Regions from separate parts of the Homo sapiens genome. Here region 2 is linked to region 1. Evidence: chromatin contacts called from ENCODE Hi-C or POLR2A ChIA-PET data. All regions are on one chromosome and are shown on one strand. The core of a region is the stretch at or near the end of the contact, and the rest is flanking DNA. Distances in the headings are between cores, read along the strand shown.

The links. A loop is a pair of places that touch in the nucleus more often than their neighbours do. ChIA-PET counts read pairs that join two places held with the same protein, here RNA polymerase II (POLR2A). Pooled maps may share reads with other maps.
Region 2: a loop to region 1 is called in a pooled map, with 13 times the contacts of the local background. The contact joins two enhancer-like sites. A Hi-C loop is called at or near these places in 4 of 37 single-sample maps with no recorded cell type and 4 of 50 pooled maps. POLR2A ChIA-PET finds 5 or more read pairs at or near these places in 1 of 52 experiments (GM12878).

Annotation. Positions count from the first base shown.
Region 1 is chr7:6,253,904-6,257,567 of GRCh38, reverse strand. All of the region lies in intron 1 of CYTH3 (cytohesin 3), which reads left to right. Among named protein-coding and RNA genes, the nearest start is that of CYTH3, 17 kb to the left of the region's middle. RefSeq lists an enhancer at 883-932. Within about 2 kb of position 1,250, at least 15 of the 41 ENCODE cell types and tissues checked have a DNase peak (open chromatin) inside an H3K27ac peak, as active enhancers do; they include GM12878, where a contact is called at or near this core.
Region 2 is chr7:8,132,802-8,136,142 of GRCh38, reverse strand. The region is part of intron 12 of ICA1 (islet cell autoantigen 1); the gene reads left to right. Among named protein-coding and RNA genes, the nearest start is that of ICA1, 130 kb to the left of the region's middle. RefSeq lists an enhancer at 1,590-1,719 and a silencer at 2,430-2,479. Within about 2 kb of position 1,767, at least 5 of the 41 ENCODE cell types and tissues checked have a DNase peak (open chromatin) inside an H3K27ac peak, as active enhancers do; they include GM12878, where a contact is called at or near this core.

The sequences.
Region 1 (3,664 bases), core at 1-2,500:
AAAACAAAATACGTTTTCGTATTCTTAGAAATACATTGTTTCATTTGGCAAATCTTTATGTGTATTTTAACGTGTACATTTAGAAGTATGCAGTAATCAAAGGTGGCATTGGCAATTTAATATTCTGTTAGAAGACAGGACTTCCTTTTAGTTCTTTACAGAGAGGAAATAAAATAATCAAGAATGTCCTTTTCCAAGTTTCAGTAATTAGATTAAAATTTTTTTGAGTTGAGAAAGGATCAGACAAATGAATTCAGTTTTGTTTGTGTTAGAGTATGGGAAAATTGAAGAATTTTAGTGTCTTTTGAATGTTTGGCCTGTTCACATGATGAGGCTGTATTTCCCAGGCGTGGGAAGATGAGTGATTGTAGACTTTGATTCAGTATATGACCACACTTCTGAGAGCATGACACATTTCGAGAATAAATGATGCCTTTCATTGCCTTATGTAAAAAAAAATCTTCACGTTGGATAAGTCTTCTTCTAAAATGTTGCGTTTTCTCGGGAATCACAGGGTGTCTGTTATGGACTATGTTCCTGAAATTTAGTTCAAAGTAGTGGTTAAACTGTATACTAGTCAGATGGTTACTAGGATGTTTCAGTTTTCACAAAAGAAAGTCAAATGCCTTCTTTCCTTCCTTTTTGTGGTCAGACTGGTCTTGAAGTCTGCTAGCTCTTGCTCGCCACACGTTGTCCCGCCAGCTTCACTCTTGATGACAGCTCTCAGAGGGAGCAGAGTCCACATGGATGTGGTGTGTCCTGCCCTCCCTTGGCTCCCCCAGTAGTTGCTCTGCCTGACAAGTGCCCAGTAATTTGGCTGGACATGCAGAACATGACTTTTTAATTTTTTTCATCTGGAAAGAACATAAGCTATTTCCCCTGGGTTCTGCTGCTGTTAGTACTTGGACATTTGTTTTAGGATTTAAGTCTCTATTACCTTCCCACTGCTTCCACCGCTCCCCACTTTTTCCTTCTCAGGAGAGGAGTCTGGGGGCTTCTCTCTTTGCATGTCTTCCTGTCAAGTATTACCTATTATGATTCTGGTGAAGAGCGGACTGTCTTGCATCTAAAGGTAATGAAGACCATCTACTTCAGAAGTCTTGTTAAGTTCTGCGCTAAAACATTTATCTCCCATTTCTGTTATACCTGTAAAGGGGAGCAAAGAATTTGTGTCTTCAGAGAGAAGTCCACTATCCTAGTCCTTTCAGCCCCCTTGAGGTTTGGTGCAGGCCTGCCTGGGAGTTCCACAAATGGGAGTGTGCTCTAGGGCCCCCTGCCTGAACCAGTGGCCAGTGACTCCCTTTGGAGAGAATATCCCGGCAGAAGTTCTCGAGTCTCAGGACTTGCTGTAGGCGGTTTTATCTTGGTTTCAGCCATCACGAAATGTAGTTGATTGGATCAGTGACTGGGAATTTCAAGAACAGATTTTACAGGAGTGCTGTTTCCTTAGAGTTGTAAAGTTATTGACAGGGCCATTTCAACTTTGGTTAAACAGATTAAAGGTTGGCCGGGCGCAATGGCTCATGCCTGTAATCCCAGCACTTTGGGAGGCCGAGGTGGGTGGATCACGAGGTCAGGAGATCGAGACCATCCTGGCTAACACAGTGAAACCCTGTCTCTACTAAAAATACAAAAAATTAGCTGGGCGTAGTGGCGGGCACCTGTAGTCCCAGCTACTCAGGAGGCTGAGGCAGGAGAATCGCGTTAACCTGGAAGGCGGAGCTTGTAGTGAGCAGAGATCGCGCCACTGCACTTCAGCCTGGGTGACAGAGGGAGATTCCATCTCAAAAAAAAAAAAAAAAAAAAAAACAGATTAAAGGTCAAACTTGGGTAGTCACACTAACCTGAGCGTCTCCCCCACATAGGGAGTCTGTAAGTCCTTAATTTCATAAGAGACTTGAAGTAGAAGCTGTTTTCTCCTGATGTCCCCAACATATCCCTCCCTCCCTATCTTGATGAGGTGCTGGACCCCCAGGACTACTGCAGTGCTGTGGTGGGGGCCTTTCTGGTCCTCAGCCCAGCTTCTTCACGGCCGACTCTGTTGGGATGCATCATGCTGGAGATAACTATGTAGCCATTCCTTCCTAAATAGTCTTAGTCCTGTGGGATTGGAGAGGCCCTCTTTTCCCTTGGGGTCTCTAGGAATTAGGATTTCAGAACTTTTCCCTGTTTGCTATATCAGGTCAGCCATTGAGGATATTTCGGGTAATTCCCCTTGTTCAAGGCAGAATATTGTCATCTATAATGTTAATGGTTCTGAGAATTTGTATTCATACTTTCTGTATGCTTACATAAGTTTGTTTAAACATTTGAGCCTGATTGGTGTTGACAAATATTTGGTATTGACATATTTTTAAGTAAATATCTGCAGCTCTGTCATTTCTAGCCTTGTGATTTTGTGTAAGTTACTTAATCTCCCTAAGCTGTTAAAAAACCGAAGTGAAATTATTTATATGAAGAATTTATCAAAAATCTCGACGATTGTAATAGTAGGCATTCAAAACTGTTAGTCATCAGTGTGTTAAGCCTCTGGCCTGCCTGTCTTTACATACTGAGTAGAGTGAGTTGGAAGAATTGTTTTATTTGGGCTGAGGAATAACTGATGATTGGCAATATGATTATTATATCTTTTCTTCCCAACTTTGTATTTTGAAAATGTTCAAATCTACAGAAAAGTTGAAGGAATGGTACGATGAATCCTATATGTCTTTCACCTAAATTCACCAGCTGCTAACATTTGGCCACATTTGCTTGTCTGTCTTTGTATTACAATTTGTGTGTGTGTGACTGAACCCATTTGAAAGCAAGATACAAACATGGGCAGGTGCGATGGCTCACGCCTATAATCCCAGCACTTTGGGAGGCCAAGGTGCGCAGATTGTTTGAGGTCAGGAGTTCGAGACCAGCCTGGCCAACATGGTGAAAGCCTGTCTCTACTAAAAATACAAAAAATTAGCCGAGCATTGTGGTATGCGCCTGTAATCCCAGCTTCTTGGGAGGCTGAGGCATGAGAATAGCTTGAGCCTGGGAGGCGGAGGTTGCAGTGAGCTGAGATCACGCCACTGCACTCCAGCCTAGACGACAGAACGAGACTCCGTCTCAAAAAGTTACAAACATCATAACGCTTTTCAAAGAAATACTTTAGCACTCGTCTTCTAAGGACATTCTCCTACATAACTACAGCCGTTATCATTCTTAAGATAACTAACAGTCATTCCATAATATTGTTCCAAAATAGTACACATTCTGCTTTCCCCAGTTGTTACCAAAATGTTTTTATAGCTTTCTTTTTTTTTTAAACCTATCTAGGCTCTAATTAAGATTTACACCTTCTATTTAGTTATCTTTTATCAGTCTTATTTTTGTTGTTGTTTGTTTGTTTTTGAGGTGGAGTCTTGCTCTGTGGCCAGGGCTGGAGTGCAGTGGTGCGATCTCTCAGCTCACTTCAACCTCCGTCTCCCGGGTTCACGTGATTCTCCTGCCTCACCCTCCTGAGTAGTTGGGATTATAGGTGCCTGCCACTGCACCTGGCCTCCTTTCTTTATTTTTTATTTTATTTATTTATTTTTATTTTTGAGACAGAGTCTCACTCTGTCACCCAGGCTGGAGTGCAGTGGCATGATCTTGGCTCACTGCAACCGCTGCCTCCCGGGTTCAAGTGATT
Region 2 (3,341 bases), core at 518-3,017, 1.9 Mb before region 1:
GTGTCGTAATGACATTGGCTTTCTCCTACTAAATAGCTAATATAATGGAAAACCAATATTTGACCACAGTTTATAAAACTATTTTAAGTAAAAAAGTTAGTGACATTTTGAGACACGTGAAAGTGGCTCTCAAACTGCCTTATGACCACATGTGGCAATCTGACCTCAATTCGTTAATTATAACATGGAGAAATCTTTGTGTTTCCCAAAATTGGGCCAAGAAAAATGAATAGCAGATACCTGAACAAAAAAGTGGTGTTACAAAGCAGAAGACAGTTCAATGAATTCAACTCACCTAAGTCTCATAAGTTGGCCTTACCCAAAAGATCCCTCTCCAGGACAAGACTAAGCCAATTAAAACAATTTTAATTGTCTATATTCTAAATAAAATGTTTATCTCCTGCTACCTCCTTGGTTACTACTTCTAGACTTGTGATTCTAAATTGTGGTCACATGTCAGAATAATAGCTCATTCAGTAGGTACCATAGGTGTGGGTGAAAACTTTTAGCCCACAGCAGTCATACATGTTTACCTCTGAGTTCCTCCTGAGTCACTCAGAATTGTCTCCTGCAGTTGTCCATATATTACTGACTAGGGATCTGACTGCTTCCTCGCATACGAAGTGGCAAGTTCTAAAAAGCGCCTTCTCTTTTCTCATGAACTTTCCCTCCTCTCTGTCTTCCTCAGCATCCTGGGATGTACTGCTGGCTTTGGTACATTTTTTTTTTTAACCAAATACTGTTCTTAGCTGATCATCCTGTAGCCTGTAGTGCTCTCTATAGATTTACCCTTATAAAGATTTCTATAAAGATTCTGGCCGGGCGCGGTGGCTCACACTTGTAATCCCAGCACTTTGGGAGGACAAGATGGGCGGATCACTTGAGGTCAAGAGTTCGAGACCAGCCTTGCCAACATAATGAAACCCTGTCTCTACTAAAAATCCAAAAATTAGCCAGGCCTGGTGATGGGCATCTGTAATCCCAGCTACTCTGGAGGCTGAGGCAGAAGAATCGCTTGAACCCGGGAGGCGGAGGTTGCAGTGAACCGAGATTGCACCACTGCACTCCAGTCTAGGCAACAGAGTAACACTCTGTCTCAAAAAAAAATAAAAAAAATTCTATAAAGAGTCTATAAATATTTATCCCTGCCCTAGGTTTTATGTTTTTCAGTAAGATTACTTGTCTTCTAACATCTACTGGTGAAATGGAGTAGCAAGCTTAGGGATCATGAACAAGAATTTTTTTTTTTTAGTGCCTACTCAGGGTCCAGTGCTGTTGGTTTGTTGTTTGTTTTTTGTTTTGTTTTGTTTTTCAGGGAGTAGGAGTTGTTTTTCCTCTCTCTGTTCTTATTATAATCTATATCATTTTTCATCAGAGCGAAGTTCTTAGAAGCAGTGTTCTTGAGTTCCAAACAAGTACAGTTTGTTATAATATAGAATATGTTTTTCTTGTTAGCCATTTTCGTAAGGTGTTTTCCTCCCTATCTTCCCCCTACTCTCTTTGGGCGATGTGAGGATAGTGTTGGTGTTTGGGGTTTTTCATCTGTACTGCAAGCGTGTGGCCTTTACGATTAGTCATAATGTCCAGAGTGGGGACGAGGGAGAAAACCAGAGAGATGGAGTCTTCCTGTTTCACACGCAGATGAAGGTAAATTAAGTGACATTTATCTGCCAGCTTTTCTGTGCTCTCGTTTTCGGTCTATGTAGTTATGTTTCCTTCCATCTTCTGTGTTCTAATTTATGCTGAGGTCATGAAACTCAGTATGAGTTCAAAAATACCACCTGAGTGAGCTGTCACCAATTTCCCACACCGTGTCTAAACTTAAAAGAGCTTCCTCTCTATGTGAGTTTTCACACAGATATTGCTCATTGGTTCAGGATCAGTTCTCCTAGGGAATGTTCTCCCAGGGGCATAGGGTTTTTATTTTTGAAAACTTGGGCAGTACAGGGCAAACATGCTGAATGGATCTGTCATCTCAGCCTTTCTGCCACGGTGCCTGCATGGTGCCTGGCTGCCAGTGGAGCCATCTGACCTTAGAAACCCTCAACACTTTACAAAAGCTTAAATATTAATTTATACATGAGATCCTTAATAGGTTCTGAAGTAAAAGCAGAGTGCTACAGTGAGAAAACACCTTGACTGTGAGTTGGGGTCCCTAGCAAGATTGTCTGTAACTAATAAATTTTGTGTCATTGGGTAGGTTATTTAACCTGGGTCTTTTTCCTTATCTGTAAAGTGAGTTAGAGGAGATGATCTCTAAGATTCCTATTGGTTGCAAAAAAAAAAAAAAAAAAAAGTATGATTTTTCTCACTGGGACAAATCATCAGGTTCCCAGAATATGTTTGAGCAATGGCAAGTAGAGAAGTTTTGCCAAATTGAATGAAGGCTTTCCAGATGGCTATATTGATGGGTAGCTGAAAGGGCTGCATTCGTGCTTGACTGCAGACATCCTGAATACCACTAGACAGAGTGTTACTTTAGCCAGTAGTCAGGGAGCCACTGAAGGCCTTTGAGTAAATGAGTAATCTCACAGCCAGCCTGTCTAACTTTGCTTTCTGTTGCTTATAAAACAGAATACTGGCACCTGGATAATTTATAAGGAAAAGGGCTCATGCCTGTAATCCTAGCACTTTGGGAGATCAAGGCAGGAGGATCACTTGAGACCAAGAGGGCAACAAAGTAAAACCCTATCTCTACAAAAGTTTTAAAAGTTAGCCAGGCATGGTGGCATGTGCCTGTAGTCCCAGCTACTCAGAAGGCATTCAAGCCTGGAGTGCTATGGTTGCACCACTGCACTCCAGCCTGGATGACAGAGTGAGACTCTATAAAGAAAAAACAAGAAAAGAAAAGAAAGAAATGGAATTTATTTCTTAGAGTTATAGGGGCTAAAATGTCCAATTCTGAGGGGACACATCTGGTGAGGGCCTTTTTTGCTGAGTCCTAAGGCGGCTTAGGGCATCACATAGTGAGGGGGCCGAATGTGCTCCCTCAGGTCTCTGTTCCTCTTCTTATAGAAGCTACCAATCCCACTCCCATGATAATCCATTAATTCATTAATCCATGAATGGGTTAACCCATTTGTGAGGGCAGAGCCCTCATGACCCAATCACCTCTTAAAGGCCGCACCTCTCAAGCTGCCGCACTAGGGTTTAAATATCAGCATGAGTTTTGGAAGGGACAGATATGCAAACCATAACACAGACTAAGCAAAGATACACAGTAAGAGGGTTCCTCTATGGAGCACCAGCAGCTTCACCAATGGGCAAACCCAGAAGGGCTCCCAGACAGGAATTTGCAAATGGAGTTCCAGAAAGAACTTGGAATTGGAGGTAGAGATTGG